Regions from separate parts of the Homo sapiens genome. Here region 2 is linked to region 1. A link is an interaction called in ENCODE POLR2A ChIA-PET data of the cell type or tissue named here. Cell type or tissue: MCF 10A. All regions are shown on one strand. Each heading gives the region's core, and the rest is flanking DNA. Links, peaks and the distances in the headings are about the cores only. Region 1 overlaps ATOSA (atos homolog A). Region 2 has its middle 49 kb from the start of ATOSA.

Region 1 (8,342 bases), core at 231-8,230:
GATTGAGTCTCCTTACACCTACACAAGATTGGCTAAATACACATACAACTGTGTCACTCTACCAGATTTCTGTTAACATTCTCCAGAATTTAAACTGCAGAATCAGTCATTTGTATGACTGTTTGTCTCTATTAGCAGAGGTAATGACATGTATCAGTGATAGGTAATTGTGGAAAAAAAAACAGCACTTGGAATTAAACCTAGAGTTGGTGATTCTTACAGGGTAACCCAACGGCTACCTTAATTTCTATGATTCAGTTTCTTCATCTACAAAATATTATTTCACAAAGTTGCAGTTGTCAAAGGGACAAGTAAATATGGGATCCATTGTCTTCATGGAAAAACTTTTCATAAAATGTTATTTTATTATAATAAAAAATGTGTGATTGGTTTTCAATTTCAGATTGAATCAAACATAGCATTCTTTGTAATAGCAGGAGATTAACAACATCCCAGAATATATCTTTAAAAGAAGTATGGATAAAGAAAAACCCGTATGCACCTCTGCACACATTTTATGTAATAGTGGTGATACTAATTTACAAAGACAAAGTATATAGGATATTAAAAGTGAATTCTTAATACCTGATCTTGATTCTTATTAAATCTGACTTATGTGTATACAAGATATTATTAGATGAAGTGTTTGTCCAGTAGCTTAGCTTATAAATAACCCCCATTCTAGCTCATTTTAAACAATGTAGTATGAATGATGCCAAAAACAGGCTAGAACATTTTCTTCTTTCCAAGATCTTAGATTTGGTAAACAAGCTACTGCTCCTGGAACTAATCTAGGTCATCATAACCCAAAATCTTTTGAAATATGAGAGTCCCAATTAAGTCTCTTAGGTACTTTTTAGCATTTTAATTTTAAGAATGTGTTTAACTCTTAAAACAGTATATTTTGGTTGCTGTTTGGCCATTTGGTTTATTTGTACCTTGTTATAATGAATGCAAGTCAGTGGGTAATCATTGCAGCAAATATGATTGCTAGGAATCTCATGTAAGTGGAAGTCAATATAATGTATGGCTTAATTTATCCCTGAACTGACCTAACATCACATTTTGTTTTTTAATAAAAACTGGTTTAATGATATGATAAATTTCTGTATTTTCCACAACTGTTAATAATGTTATATTTTAACTATTGCTTAGTCTTCATTACAAATTATTCAGCTGTTAAATGTGTTGTTCAATGTGACATTATTTAAAAACTTAAAAAAAAATCAGCTTCACAGAAATCTTTCTTTGATCAAGAGTTGTCTCATTCCCATTGTTATTAATACAGTATACAACTAATGTATGCTAATGTATTGCTGTTATTTGTGTGTGTGTGTGTGTATGTATGCAGACATATGGTCACATCATGTAGACCTGATGTCTGCAAAGGGAAAGAGGAAACTTCAAATTAAGAGCGGAGTACTGACCTAGGTGGTTTGTAGCACTTAGAGAAATGATTATTCCCACTTTTCAAATAAAGAAATAGATTCAGACAGGTTAAATAATTTGGTAACACATCCTATAAGTGGAAAGAGCTTGAATTTGTGGCTTTCCTCCTTTATGTCTTGCTGCTTTAAGGGGTCTTTCCAATCATGAGGTTGAATTTTGTACAAGCGTGTTTACACTACCATATCTGAACATTATCCCCTATCCCTCAAAGACTATTAGGAATAGAAATATCCTATATGTGTAGCACATTGCTACTTTGAAAATAATTTTATCCTGTCCTATTTTATCCTTACAACATACCAACATTGCAGACAAAGAATGAGGAATTTCAAAGAAGTGCTTAAGATCAAAAAGCTGATCAGAGCTAGGATTTGGGCCAGAACCCACATCGATGGTCCCTAGTTCAGTGTCCTTTTCGACCTCCTTTCACTTTCTCTGGATTAGGTGATCTGTGATCATGAAGTAGTGAAGTTTTACAGATTGAACCTTTTATCGTTGTCTTTGTGATCACACTACAGCTACAAAACAGCTATCTGTTTGCAGTCAAATCCTATTTTTCCATGTTACAAGCAGTGTATTAATGGTAATTTTGAGGTATAATGAGGCTGTCGTTGTGGTTATTGAATGACTAATACATGGGAAATGCTTATATGAGATTTCTGTATTTAAACTTTATTTTTGTGTAATGCCATATTTGCCTTACGGCAAATAGTAAGTAACATATGTAAGAAATTGTTAGGGAAAGGATACTAGTGGTTAAGGGCACATATATTAGATTTAGGAAGACATTATGTTTGAATCCTGGCTTTACCCACTTGGTTCTAGTTACTTGGGCAAGTAACAAGCCAGTTTTAATCTGTGGGGATAACAACTACCTGAGGATCAGAGAAGAGTACGTAAAGAGATTAGCATCATGCCTGGCCCATGGGCCAGTAGGTAGTGGCTATTTAATATATATATATGATACATATATTTAGTAATTATTTAATATGCGTATATGTGTAGTAGCCATTTGAACATTACCTTTGAGGGGTTCTTTTTTTCTATCTGCAATACTTTTTTTGTTTAGAAAGTCTCAAAGATAGCATGTTATCTCTTAAAGTATCTTACTATCGGTAGATCTCAATTATTTCTGCTAACAGAAAACATAGATGATCTGAAATAGTTATTTGAAATTTTCCCATTTTATATTTGGAAAACATAGTTTTGTTTTTAAAACTTTTGTAAAAGATCTACTATCCTATTTGTTTCCCTACAGGAGCATGGTATGTTTCCTGAACTGTCCATTTAGAGAACATACTTAACGACCATGCTAAGTGTGTTCCGGAGGAGCAGGGGAAGGAGGTTTGTTGTGATTGGGGATTGAGAACTGAGAATCTGGGACTAACACTTGTGTATAATTTCATGTTATTCAGATTCTTAGTTTGTAGTCTTGAGATTTACAAAGTAGATAATGCGCCATCATTTTATAGCATACTCATTATTTAGTTTTGTGTACCAAGATGAGCAAACTGGGGAAAAGCAAACTTTTTTCAAAAATGTATGAAGTGCTGTTCTGAAATTTATTGGAAAACTAGCAGCATAGAGGGGAGCATTTCACTAAATAAAATTCTGTCTCAGTTGGATTTAAGTTTTTAAGGTGGCACATCTATTTGGAGTGTCTTTTATCATTTATAATTACATGTTGTGACTAAATACATTTAATGTTTTTTCTGTAAATTCTCTTTTTATATGACATCAATAGATTTATATTATAGATATATCACTACCCTTTAATTTTAAAGTTTAAGGATTATAACTGAAAGGAACTATTCCAAAACAACCCTGGGATTATATATTATAGGAGATAGGAAAAGGTTAATTTTGAAATATAAATTTATTAATCCAAAAAATTTTTAAATTTGATTTCCTTTAACTTCTAGTTGTGACTTGTAAATTTTAGATCTAACTTCCTTATTTAAACAATGAAGATGGTCAAATAAGATGTTCTACTTGCACTAGTCACCTCCCATGATTGTGAAATCAAATCAAATATTGTATAAAAATATAAATGGGGCATGGTGCTAGGTAAACAATTAAGTAGACATAGTACCTACGTTTTAAGCACTTACAGTGTGTTGGAGGAGACTGTCATTAAACCAGTCATTTTGTAAACAGTCTTTCTACATTCTGTGCAGTAAGTGTTAACGAAAAAGTACAGTGGGCCTGTGACTAGTCTTGGATTAGGAAGTTGTACAGATGAGGAAACTGAAGCTCATAATGGTATAATAATCTTATATGTGGTCTCGCTGTTAGTAAATGGCAGATTCATGTTTTGAACACAGCTTGGCCTACCTCCAAATTCCTTACTGTCTCTACCATGCCATTCTTTCTCTGAGTCACCTACCTCAGGCTTATTGTGTTTCCAAGCACGTCTTGTTATTTCTCAGGGGGCTTAGCAGCTCTCCCTCTGGCTAAGTATGGAACCGGTGATCAGATTCTTTAATGAGATTTCTTTAAAGCAATAAGCCTCTTCCGGGTTGTATTTCTTCTGTACTATAGAACTCCAGGAATCCTAGAAGCTTCTTCAGGGGTAGAAATCTTGTGGATTCTGGGTCTGATATGAAATTGCATGCTATTTGTGGCTTCTCACTTAAAAATAGCCTCATAGTGCTCATGGGGCACTTTAGTAACTCCAACACTTCCATCAGACTCCACTCCCTAACCCCAAGACACTCAAGATAAACAAAGATCTGAGTAATAAACGGCATGCTTCTGCTGCGGCCTCAGCCTACTCCCACAAACCTTTCCTGTATGGAAATCCTAGAGCCACCACTGATAATGCATTTTATAGGAAGAATGCAAATAAAGAGTTCCATTGCTTTAAACGTTTGAACCACCATCCTAGTTGATGCGACGTTCAGGGGAAATATTTCTAAAATGAGAAATTTTTATAATTCATCACATCTGTTCATCCCCTACTACCTTCATTGATTCTCCCAAACAGCTTTGTAAGCTGGGGAGGGATTTTTGCTGTTAAAGTTTGTGGAGACAGTATGAACTGGTAAACTGAAGCCCAGTACTTGAAACCTGAAAAAAAGTCTATACTTCTATATCTCTGGGTAATTTTATGATAGCAAAAAGTAAATGAATTTAAGCTAAACGTCATTGTTCTATGTATCCAGAGACATTTTACCACAAATACCTAGTTAAATCTTGTATTGTCAGAGATTACTAAGTAACTGATAATTTTTCCTTTCTGAATCTTTTTCTAGTCAGTCTGGTAACCTGTTTCTTTAGTCCTCTTAAAAGGTACTGCATGCATTTGAGGAGAGACCATTTCAGGACCTATCCCATTTTAAATATGTAACAGGTTGTGCTTTTCTAGGAATTTGTGAAGTTTGTTGTAAAATACTTTATATAAAGTTCCAGGTATATGAAGGTTGACAATGCTTTATTCTGATTGTTGTAAATTTTTGTATTTATACATTTTCAGAGGGTTTCACTTGGTAGAACCTGATTTAATTTAGATGTGAAGTAACTGATTCCTTCCACAACCCTTCTTTGTCTTCAGTTTATGTGCATCACTAACTGAAATAAATTTTTGTCTTACGAATTTCTCTGTTTTAAAAGCAACTGAAGAAACACATTTCAGGGGCAAACGCTAGAATACTTTGCCATTATCAGTCTACTGTTCTTTCCTTTCAAGTTGCCTAAACACAGCTGAGTTTGTAAGACGAGCAAAGAAAACATGACAGTGCTGCCAAGTAGACAGGAAGCTGTAGTGGACCTAGCGAGCAGGGGAGGTTGAGCACACCCTCTGTCCAATCAGCTGTGAGTGCTGTTGCTATGTGCGCTCTTACTCTGCTGCCTTTGTGAAAAACCTTACACGGAGGGAAGCGGGATCAGCACCCAACGCTGAACATTTGTTTTAACCGCTGCAGACATCTGGATCCCTCAGTTACTGATAGTATAGCTATTGATAGCCAGAAGGCAACTTCCTTTATACAAGGATTCCAGTATGGTTTTCAGTGGAAACAAAGGGCTTCACAGAGAAGGTGTGTAGTGAAGTGTTTTTTAACGGCTTTATTTTTAAGCTTCCAATTTTCTGTAGCTGTTTACCAGTTGGCTGTGGTGCTTGCTTTGCATGGATTTTTAATAAATAGGTCTAGGAAAATTATCTCACTTTGAAAACCATTGAACTTAGAGAATTTTCTTTAGCTTCATATAGCCTGTTTTCTTTGAACAGCAGTACTGAAAAGATTATTAAAATGCTGAACTGAACAATGAGTAGGAAGAAAAGAAACCAAGTACAATGTGCTCACTTTAATGGGGAAAAAATGTGATAGAAATGAGAATACAGGGAAGAGAATGTGCATTAGCCAGAAGCATTAACTGTATGTGGGGGCAGGAGGTATTTTTTAAATTAAAGCTGTTAAGACAAATGTATTTTAAATAAGCTGCATATTTTTAATTGAATTCATGTTTCTGAATTTGACAAAGATTGTCAGAATTTAACTAAGTGAGATTTTTGACATAGTTTAAGGAATTGGTGTGCCAAAATCTTTTTATAAAGCATTTCTGAAAATCCTACCTCAAATTGTGCAATCTCTTAATTATTTAATCCATTGACTAGTTCTGTGCAGTTCAGATAAAGCATCATAATTCAACCGCAAAGTCAGTGTAGTGTTCTATTAAACATCCATATAGAAAACTGAAGGATAAGGGATTTTGAAGACAACATACAAGGTTAAACTAGTATTTTAAAATTGAAGTAGGCCTCCTAAATGTAATAATTGCATATCTGACTTAGTTAATACTTCAAATATAGTCAAATCTTATTAAACTGTACTAATATAATATATGTGATAATTGAACAGAGTGTAGGTTACCATTTGTTTATATAGGATCTGGAAAAATTGGTCTGTTCAACAGATTATAGGAAAGTTTTAAAGTGTTTTAATAAACAAAAGGTCTTTTTGTATCTTTCTCAAATACTGTGAAATTAAAGTTTACATATGTGATTTAGCTAATGGTTCTTTTAATTAAAGCAGAGCAGACTAATTAGCATATTGCCCATTTTACGAAGGATCCGTATTGAGCTAATAACCGGCTTTTCCTTTGCTTTTTCGTTTTACATGGCTAAGTGGCCTTTAGTTCACTCAGTGATGTATGTCTGATGAGTAAAGTCAGTATAAGCTCAGAGTTAATATTAGGGCTTTGTTATCTCTACAAACTATATAGTTTGGAATAGGATGGGTTTTGTTGTTGTTCTTTTCAAAAAATACCTGTCATTAGAAAGTCTTAACAGTGTTAGCATTTCTGGTAAGGAGAGATATTTCTTTTCTTTAAAGAGAACTCAAAATATTATCCCATGCTTTTGTGCCCTTTGCTGATCTTTGTAACAATACTATGTATATAACATTTGTATTAAAAAGATGTCTAATAATTGGTGAAAATTTACAAAATAGTCCTTAAAGATTAAAAAAATGTTTTACGTAGACCTACATGTGGCTGAAGTTTAAAAGACTGGCATTTCTTAGATTTTCAAGTTTGTAAGGTGCAGCCAAAAACTTGAATTTGATAGAAGTTATAAAAATTATAGCAAAATAAAGTTATATTATTTGGACTTGGTGGCCTCCACAATATAAAGCACTCACTTCAAGAAGAGCAGCTGTGTGTAGAAGGGGTAGGGGTATGAAAGGGAGTTTGGAGTGAGAGGCAGACACAGGCAGAGAGGACTCAAGTTTGTTAAATATGACTAACCACATGAAAGTCAATCTAGCAATTTTCATTTTTTAGCTGTAACTCTTATGAATTACTAATTTTATTTTCTAATTATAGAACCATAAAAACCAAAGTTTTGTTTAAATTGATTTGCTACCCATTTTATGTTGGTTTATTTCATAAAAATTAATAGAGCCTCCAAGAGAAAGGCTATTTCTCATTCATATGCTGCAAAAGATGGGGGAACATGAAATTGTAAGAAAGTTGAGTGTACTGCTGTGTCACACAGAGGCTTTGCCATTGTGTTCAGGAGGAATATTATTGGCAGAATTCCAGACATTATTGCTGGGCTTAGCACCTAAAAATGTTTTATATACTGGAGCATCTGAAAGTTCCTATTCAGTAGCAGAACTTCAGGGTAGTTGAGGTTTATAATCTAGTCAGTTATAATAACATTGCTAGCATATTTCAGTTTTTTGGATTTGTCTATTATTTGACAATATAATTTTTATTGTCTTTGTCTATGTCATATCTTTAAATTGGCTATTGTTTTGTGCTTATGGAAAAATACTTTAATTCTCAAAAACAGTGATTTCTTTTTTGTTTTTGCCTCTTTATAAGGAATAGCAAATAGAAGTGCTAGTATTTACTAGATGCAGTGATTGCTACAGTTGGTTTTAAGTAAAACAGATTGTTTTTGATTATTTTGAAATCAGGCAATAATATATAATGCTGTTTACAGTTCTTTAAAAAATATGTAACTTAAAAACTCAGATTGGGAAGGGGTAACAATCTGAGTTTTTCTTTTTCTCTAAGTGTTCTGTGAAAATCTTTTTTTAAGTCGTTCCTACTTCAGGTATTATCACAAATGTTTGATTTCTATATGTATGCCTTAAGTGATATATGACACATTTTTTTCCTTGACTCTTCCTTGCGGAAATTTCATTACTTGTTCATAGTTTGAATCTAAGAAATATTTGCTTTTCATAGTCAGCAGGGCCAAAACTTTGGTCTTGACAACTTTTTGTCAGGCATTTTCACATATCGACAGTGTTTTTGCATAAACTGTATTGCTTTTGCAAGTATATAGTAAATTTTTTTCTTAATCTTCAGATGTTATAGTATCAAAAATTCAAAGACCTAAGTTTTAAAAATGTAATTGTTTGCAGTATTACTTGAATCTATTA
Region 2 (8,342 bases), core at 137-8,136, 75 kb before region 1:
TCTGTTTTTATTTTTGACTTACAACGCTATCCTGATCTCACTCCTCATTCTGGGCAAGGCCCAACCCCTTCTACTTTCACAACTGCTCTGCCTGGTCTCTACCTGCACCCTAAACCCATAAGGGACAAAAGCAAGAGTAGCAGCAACAAATTCAGGTAGAAGAAGCCTGGATATGTGAAGGTCTACCTTGCTCTCAAAGTTTATAAGCACTTCTCTTGGCAAAACTTAACTTACTCCTAAAATATTTTGCCAGGTTTTATTGAATAAATACTGTTTTATGAGCTTATCTCTTACTAAAGCAAGCCACCTTAAGGTGGCCTTGGCATTTTTTGTTTGTTTGTTGAAGGAAATATTGAGCCTCTCAATCATCCTTAAGCCAGGCCAGCTTCTACCCTCTGTTGTGGTGACCATGGAACACAGGGCAGCTGCTGGGAAGGATGAAATCCCTCTCCAAGTGCTAAGTTACCCTTGGAGCAAAAGCAAGGAGGCAAAAAGAGGGAGGGCTATAAAGGGGTATATATTATACATATGCCTGAATATGTACAGAATATTTCGGGAAGCCCAGATAAGGCTGCTAAGTGTGATTGCTGGGGGATGGGGGTTGGCGAGATGGGGAATAACTGGGGTACTGAGGATACTGGGGAAGAAGAAGACCAATTTTAATGTATACTCTTTTTTTTTTTTTTTCTTTAGAGACAGGGTCTCACTCCACGGTACAGGCTGGAGTACAGTGGTGGAGTCATAGCTCACTTCAGCCTCCTGAGTCGCTGGGACCATAGGCACATGCCACCATGCTGAGCTAATTTTTTTTTTTTTGTAGAGTCAGGGGCCTTGTTTTTTGCCCTGGTCTTGAACTCCTAGCTTCAAGTGATCCTCCTGCCTCAGCCTCCCCAACTGCTGGGATTACAGGCATGAGTCACTGTGCCCAGCTATATACCCTTTTGTACTATTTGAATTTTGTTTTACCGTGTGCACATATGACTTTTTCAATAAGCACAGGTTGTTTTGTTTAATGCATTGATGTATAATGTTACCATTCTTGGGAGGATTACATTTGAACATGACTTCAGCTAAAGGAATCTGTCACTGATAGAATTTCAGGTGGCTGGCCAAGTAGGGTGGCTCACATCTGTAATCCCAGGACTTTGGAAGGACTAGGCGGGAAGATCACTTGAAAGCAGGAGTTCGAGACCACCCTGGGCAATATAGCAAGAGTCTGTCTTTTTTTTTTTTTTTTAAAGGAAAAAAGGAAAAGAATTTCAGGTGGCTGACTCTCTAGCTATTAAGGTAGAGGAGGTAGTTTTTGCTAGAAGAAAGCCCTTCCCAACTCTTCTGAAGTTATGATGACAGCTCAAGACGGAGCCGACCATGTTTCTGGGAGAAATTCTATGGTGGGCTATACTTGTATTTAGGCAGGTCTCCAGCAAGAGAATGTCCTAGTCAAGAAAGTGCGGCTATGGCCTTCACTGTCCCTCGACAAGGTGAAACCTGCTCTCTCCCCCAGCCAGAGGAGAGAGAGGTATTTTTAACCTTGGTGTTGGCTAACGCAGGGTTTCAGGTATTCTCCGGGGTGTACTATGAGACAAGAAAGCCACGATATAACACTTAGACTCATTTGCCCTATCTCAATGTGCTGGTTTTATGCACCTTGGAGAATTGGACCATAAAAGCTGTAATAAGTGAAAACTATTTATTATGCTTCTCCAGTAACCCTTTGGCTATTGTCTTTCTTTTGCTTCTGAAGCAGAAGTGCAGTGCAGCAGTGGGTCGCTAACCTTACCCTCACATCCTTTGGCAAGGGGATAGAAAAATTACCTCCATAGCATTTGCCTTAAGTAGACCAGGAAGAGAAACCAGATTTGGGTCTATTACAAAAGAACTAGAATTACAGGAAGGTTATTTAGGTTCTCTTCAGAAGGTGGCATGCGTTAGTCATTAGATCTAATGGCACGTGCGTGAGACAAACCAAGTCAACAGGAAATGGATCATGCCATCTGTGAGAAGAGGACAAAAGTTGAAGCATGTGTGCTATGCAGAGTCTTTGCAGATTTGGGGAGGGTGGATTTTTCTCTCACCAAAAGAAGGAGTGGAGAGATGTTGATTTCCAGAATTGATTAACAGAAGAGGATGCAGACACTTCACTTAAATAAATATATCCCCACAAGCTACCAGCTGAGCAACTGCTGGGCTAGAAAGTAACTTGAGTTTAGACCCATTTGGAGATAACTGTCCCTTCCATAAAGAGAAAAGAAGGCTAAATTTAAGCAGGTGGTGAGTTTGGTTAAAAAAGAAAGGCAACAGCTTCGGAAACCACCAGCATTCTGATTACAAGGCTATGTGATCCTTTCAGAAACTGGAGCCTATTCAAGAATCTAAATCAAATTCAGTTTAGGTTTTTGGGGTTCAAACTGGTCTAAGAACAATCCTGACCTCCTAGCAGTCTCTCAGTCAATGAAGAATGGGCTTCTCTTGTATCATGGATATAGAATACACCTAGTTGCAAGGCAGGGACAGGGTAATATACAGTTTATAGCTGTCCAGACTCCAAATGCTTGTTGGAACCCCTCAAGAAGCCCTTTGGGGCTGGAAGGGAGGAGGGCTACTTCCAGATTTCTGAGTCACCTCAAAAAAGGTAGCCTTGGAAGCCAACTCCTCTCTGCTGCGGTCTCTGCATTTTACATCTCCATTCTCCTCTTTCTACCCCTTCAGCTTCCTAACTATTCATCGTCCCTCTTCTTCCTGACTGGGATTCATGTATTAGCTTTTTAAAAATGAAACCCCAAGAATCACTTGAACCCGGGAGGCAGAGGTTGCAGTGAGCTGAGATCACGCCACTGCACTCCAGCCTGGCAACAGAGTGAGACTCCACCTCAAAAAAAAAAAAAAGAGAGAAGAGAGAGAGAAAAGAAAGAAATCCTAATATAATAAAATTATTATGACCATGTGGCTATATGACCATTAAATATTTGTTTTGCACTTCATTCCTTTTTATTTCTTCAGCAAAATGAAATGACCCAATTAATTGCAGAACCCTGAAATCTCACTAATTTTTAAAATCAGAATTCATTTACAGACTCTGATCCCTTATTGTAAGTGACTTTATGTAGTTACGGTCTAAAACCTATTACCAAACAGACTTAACTAAACAATCTTGGTTCTTCTGGCCTGCTTTTTAATTGGAAGAGGAATCTGGAAACCATTACAAAATAGACTGCAAATGAGTCACAACAGGTGACTGTATTTTCCTTTCCGGTTTGAGGCAGTGCAAGATAAATTTAGTTTCTATTATTTTTTTTGTTTCTCAGGAAGATCAGAACTTGCTAAATAAATTAGGATTACTGATCTGATCCCTTCAATTTTCATTTCCTTTCAGGGGTGTTTCTGATCAATAATGAAAGGTCTTTTCATTACTCCAGGGCTCCCTGGAATCAGGCCTGAGATGTGATCTTTTTGTTGTTAAAACATGTTTGGACCACTTAATATCCACAGTCAACTCTATGGTTCATGCAGTCTTTTTAATGTAATACTGACAGCGAACAGGTTTCTGGCTCTTGGTTTTTTATTTTATATTCCCTCATTCCAGAAACATGAAATCGGCACACATTGTGTCTAGGATTGTCCTATGAGCTGCATGAGGGAAGAGGTGTACGGTCTGACCTCTGTTTTCAAGGAAATAGTTGGTAACTCTTTTTTTTTTTTTTTTTTTTTTTTGAGACAGAATCTTGCTCTGTCGCCCAGGCTAGAGCGCAATGGTGTGATCTCAATTCACTGCAACCTCCACCTCCCGGGTTCAAGCGATTCTCCCGCCTCAGCTTCCCCAGTAGCTGGGATTACAGGCACCCATCACCAGGGGTAATTTTTTATTTTTGTAGAGATGGTGTTTCACCATGTTGGCCAGGCTGGTCTAGAACTCCTGACCTTAGGTGATCCACCCACCTCGACTTCCCAAAGTGCTGGGATTACAGGCGTGAGCCACAGTGCCCAGCCAGTGACTAATTCTAAGGAAGCCTAAGTGACAATAAATAATGCATAAATAAGTGCTAAGAGTTTAAGGAGGGAAGTATTCCTGTGGGAGATGATTTCTCAGGAAGATATCACAGAAGAAAGCCGTGAAATCAGCATTTAAGGAAGCAGTGGACTCTGAGGCACTTCAGGCAGTGTGGCAGACCAGACACTCTGAATAGATACCCCAACAGAACAACTAGACCTGCATGGAAACATGCTTTTATTTGCATCAGTGAGCTTGTAGGAAGTAAGGGAAATTCCCCGGGGGCAGGGATGAAAATATGAGCTGAATCCAAATGATGAATAGCAGGTGCACAGGAAAGCTGCAGTTACCCTAAAGGCAAACCCTAACAAACTGCCCTATGGAGGCTGTATTAGTCTGCTTGGGTTGCCATAACAAAGTACCATAGACTGGGTGGCTTACACAATAGAAATTTATTTTCTCACGGTTCTGGAGGCTAGCAGTGCAAAATCAAGGAGCTGATAGTGTTGGGTTCTTCTGAGGCTGCCCTCCTGGGTCTACAGATGGTGGCCCTCTTGCTGCCTCTTCCCAGGGTCAACCCTGTGGGCACACCTCATTGGTGTCTCTTCCTCTATAAAGACACTAGTCATATTGAATTACAGTCCCACCCCAAGGGCCTCATTTTAAGTTAATCGCTTTTTAAAAATCTTAACTGAAAATGGTTGCATTCTTAGGTAATGGTGGTTGCGACTTTAATATATGAATTTGAGAAGGACATGATTCAGGCCATAACAGAGCCTAAGACTTGGGTCAGCAGCAAAGTGAAGGTGCTGAACCCTAGACCTCAGAGTAAGCCAAGGACCCTGGAAGACGTCAAATGTTCCCATGTGGGCAGTGCCTCCTGCGTGCAGATACAAATGAAAATTTCCTCTGAAAGAAAGCAATCTCAGTTTACGCCCTAAGGTTTCCTACAGATTAAGATCAAACAAATGTACAAACACTACCAAAGATCAACATGGGTAAGAGGAGCCTGGACACAGTGGCTCACACCTGTAATCCCAACACTTTGAGAGGCCGAGGTGGGAGGATAGCTTGAGCCAAGCCTGGGCAACATAGGGTGATCTGGTCTCCACAAAAAATAAAAAATTAGCCAGGCATGGTGGCACACACCTATAGTCCCAGCTACTCAGGAGGCTGAGGCAAGAGGATGGCTTGAGCCCAGGAGGTTGAGGCCGCAGTGAGCTGTGATCGAGCCACTGCACTCCAGCCTGGGCAACAGAGCAAGACCCTGTCTCAAAATAAAACAAAAATAGGGGCAAGAGAAACCATGAGTGAGCATCAGCAAAAACAACAGAGTTAGAACCCTCCTAAAACTTTAAGTACTAGAATTATCAGATAAAGAGTATAAAATAAAACTGTATGAAATGTCTAAAGAAATAGAAGTTAGAATCACACACAAAGAAAAAAGAGACAATCAAAAATGATGGAGGTGGCCGGGCATGTTGGCTCACACATGTAATTCCAGCACTTTGGGAGGCCAAGGCAGAAGGATCGCCTGAACCCAGGAATTTAGGACCAGCCTGGGCAACATAGTAAGACCCCATCTCTACAAAATAAAAAAAAATTAAAAAATGATAGAGCTGATTGAAAAAAGATTCACATAGAAATTTAAAAATAAAAACATGAATATAGAAGCCACTGAATTAATATACTCTGAAGATGTCTACTATTTATATATATATGAATTTTTAAAAAGCTCAATGGAAGGATTAAATAGATTAGAAACAGTTGAAGCAAAAATTGGCTAACTGGTAGTGAGATCTTAAAATGTTTAGATGTTAGAAAATGTTCAGCATATGTCTAACTAGAGTCTCAGAAGGAAAGATCAGAGAGACTGCAAGAGAGGCAATATTTGAAGAGATCATTGCTGAGAACTTTCCAGAATGATGAAAGATAAGAATCCACAGATCCAGTAAGAGCAATCCCCACAAAGAAAAATAAATTTCTTAAAAATCGAAACCTAGGTATATCATAGTAAAATTTGCAGAACACCAGAGATAAAGGGAAGATCTTTTCTCAGAGAAAAAAGACAGATCACCTATAAAGGTGCGTGGCAATAGACAGCAGAATTATACTTTCAAAGTTTGACAAAAAAACTCCTGACAATTTGGGACTGTACATCTATCAAAACTATTTTCCAAGAACAATAATGAAATGAAAATGTTTCCAGATAAACAAAAATTGAATTTACCACCAATGGGACCTGCACTAAGGGAACTTATAAAGAATCTTGTTTTCATTTGAGTTTCCTCCAAAATATGAGTGCCAGTATTTTACTTGCAAGGTGATCTCAGGAAATAGTTGTAGGCAAGTAGGAAAGTGAGAGAGGAAAAAGGAAAGGAAGCCAAAAAAATTTCATTATCAAGCAAGTCACCACCATTGGCAACCGGAGCTTAATCCTACTGAGGAACCCTGGGGCCAGGAGAGAGAATTCTCAGTTTTCCATCCTAAGGGGCAAGAGAGCTGGGGTATTCAACAACTCCCTGCAGACTCTTGGGAACAGGCCCCCCAAAATCTGGCCATAAACTGGCCCCAAAACTGGCCATAAACAAAATCTCTGCAGCACTGTGACATGTTCATGATGGCCATAACTCCCGGGCTGGAAGGTTGTGGGTTTATCGGAATGAGGGCAAGGAACATCTGGCCCACCCAGGGCGGAAAACCACTTAAAGGCGTTCCTAAGCCACAAACAATAGGATGAGGGATCTGTGCCTTAAGGACATGTTCCTGCTGCAGATAACTAGCCAGACCCATCCCTTTGTTTCAGCCCATCCCTTTGTTTCCTATAAGGAATACTTTTAGTTAATCTATAATCTATAGAAACAATGCTTATCACTGGCTTGCTGTTAATAAATATGTGGGTAAATCTCTGTTCGAGGCTCTCAACTCTGAAGGCTGTGAGACCCCTGATTTCCCACTTCACACCTCTGTATTTCTGTGTGTGTGTCTTTAATTCCTCTAGCGCTGCTGGGTTAGGGTCTACCTGACTGAGCTGGTCTCCGCACAGACCTTATTTGAGGGCTGTTCCCAGGAGACATTACTTCCCCCTCATTTTTTGCCTGCTTCCAGCAGAAGCAGAGGGGCTGCAGCAGCCAGAGAGAGCCCTTGGGCACAATCACAGGTGTTGAGAGTGCGAGGGCCAGTTGAGCTTGCAAATTGTGCTGAGAGGATGTGGAAGGGCTACTGGCATTGTCTACTACTAATGGACTGCCTGAAATGGAAAATGATGGCAAAGGGAAGATCTGGCATGCTATAGGAAATAATGAGTCAATATATTGGCAAACATGCAGGTAAATCTAAACACTTTAGGTATAAAATTATAATATTAGGATCTAATTTGTAGTTCAACAATAAAACAAAACAGAACTAAAATATCAGACACTAGCATATTTTAAACTAGTGTCTGTATCACTGTTATGGGCAAGAAATTAAAACTTTGGGACTATAAGGTTTTTTAAAAATTGTATTAGTCCGTTTTCACACTGCTAATAAAGACATACCTGAAACTGGGTAATTTATAAAGAAATGAGGTTTAATGGACTCACAGTTCCACACGGCTGGGAGGCCTCGCAATCATGGCAGAAGGCAAATGAGGACCAAAGGCATAGCTTACATGCTAGCAGGCAAGAGAGTGTGTGCAGGGGAACTGCCCTTTATAAAACCATCAGATCTCATGAGACTTATTCACTATCACGAGAACAGCATAGGAAAGACCCACCCCCATGATTCAATTACCTCTCACCAGGTCCCTCCCACAACATGTGGGAATTATGGGAGCTACAATTCAAGGTGAGATTTGGGTGGGGACACGACCAAACCATATCAAAAATAAAATAAAATTTGATCATCTGGATTGGTAGAAGGAGAAAGGAATGTCAACTGAGTTCACCTGATGAAGGAGAAGCTGAGAGGGGAGCTTGTAGTAGCATCAGCTTCCAGAAATGGAGAGCTTGAATGGAGCGGAGAAGTTGGGATGGAAAATGGCCAGAGAGGCAAGGTAAGAGGAGGCTAGCTAGAGAAAAACTTTGAAAACCTAACATTTTATCCCATAGGCCTTGGCCCCACCTTTTTTCTGTCACATACTTCATCATTTAAAATGCTTTGAACTTGTACCACTTTATAAAATATTCACACTATTTTACTAATATATGCATTGTAAAACATATGCTCACAAAGAATTTTTTAAAATGAGAGATTAGAAAGTATAAGCATTTCAAATAATATTTAATATAATTATTCCTTAAAATAATAATTTAGGGGTGAATAAATAAGATGGGCTAAGATTGATTATTTTGAAAATCTTGACTTACAGAAG

Evidence for each region. Peaks named below come from ENCODE experiments on the same cell type or tissue, not always from the same donor. Only the 100,000 strongest peaks of a DNase experiment are listed, where the experiment ranks them.
Region 2: POLR2A ChIA-PET joins it to region 1 with 21 read pairs; 5 of 35 experiments call an interaction of 5 or more read pairs at or near these places.

Annotation. Positions count from the first base shown.
Region 1 is chr15:52,649,014-52,657,355 of GRCh38, reverse strand. The region is part of intron 2 of ATOSA (atos homolog A); the gene reads left to right. Among named protein-coding and RNA genes, the nearest start is that of ATOSA, 26 kb to the left of the region's middle. In MCF 10A, for the core only: no CTCF peak of the experiment used is centred there; DNase peaks (open chromatin) are centred at 3,805 and 5,245.
Region 2 is chr15:52,723,967-52,732,308 of GRCh38, reverse strand. No RefSeq gene overlaps it. Among named protein-coding and RNA genes, the nearest start is that of ATOSA, 49 kb to the right of the region's middle. In MCF 10A, for the core only: no CTCF peak of the experiment used is centred there; DNase peaks (open chromatin) are centred at 1,948 and 3,198.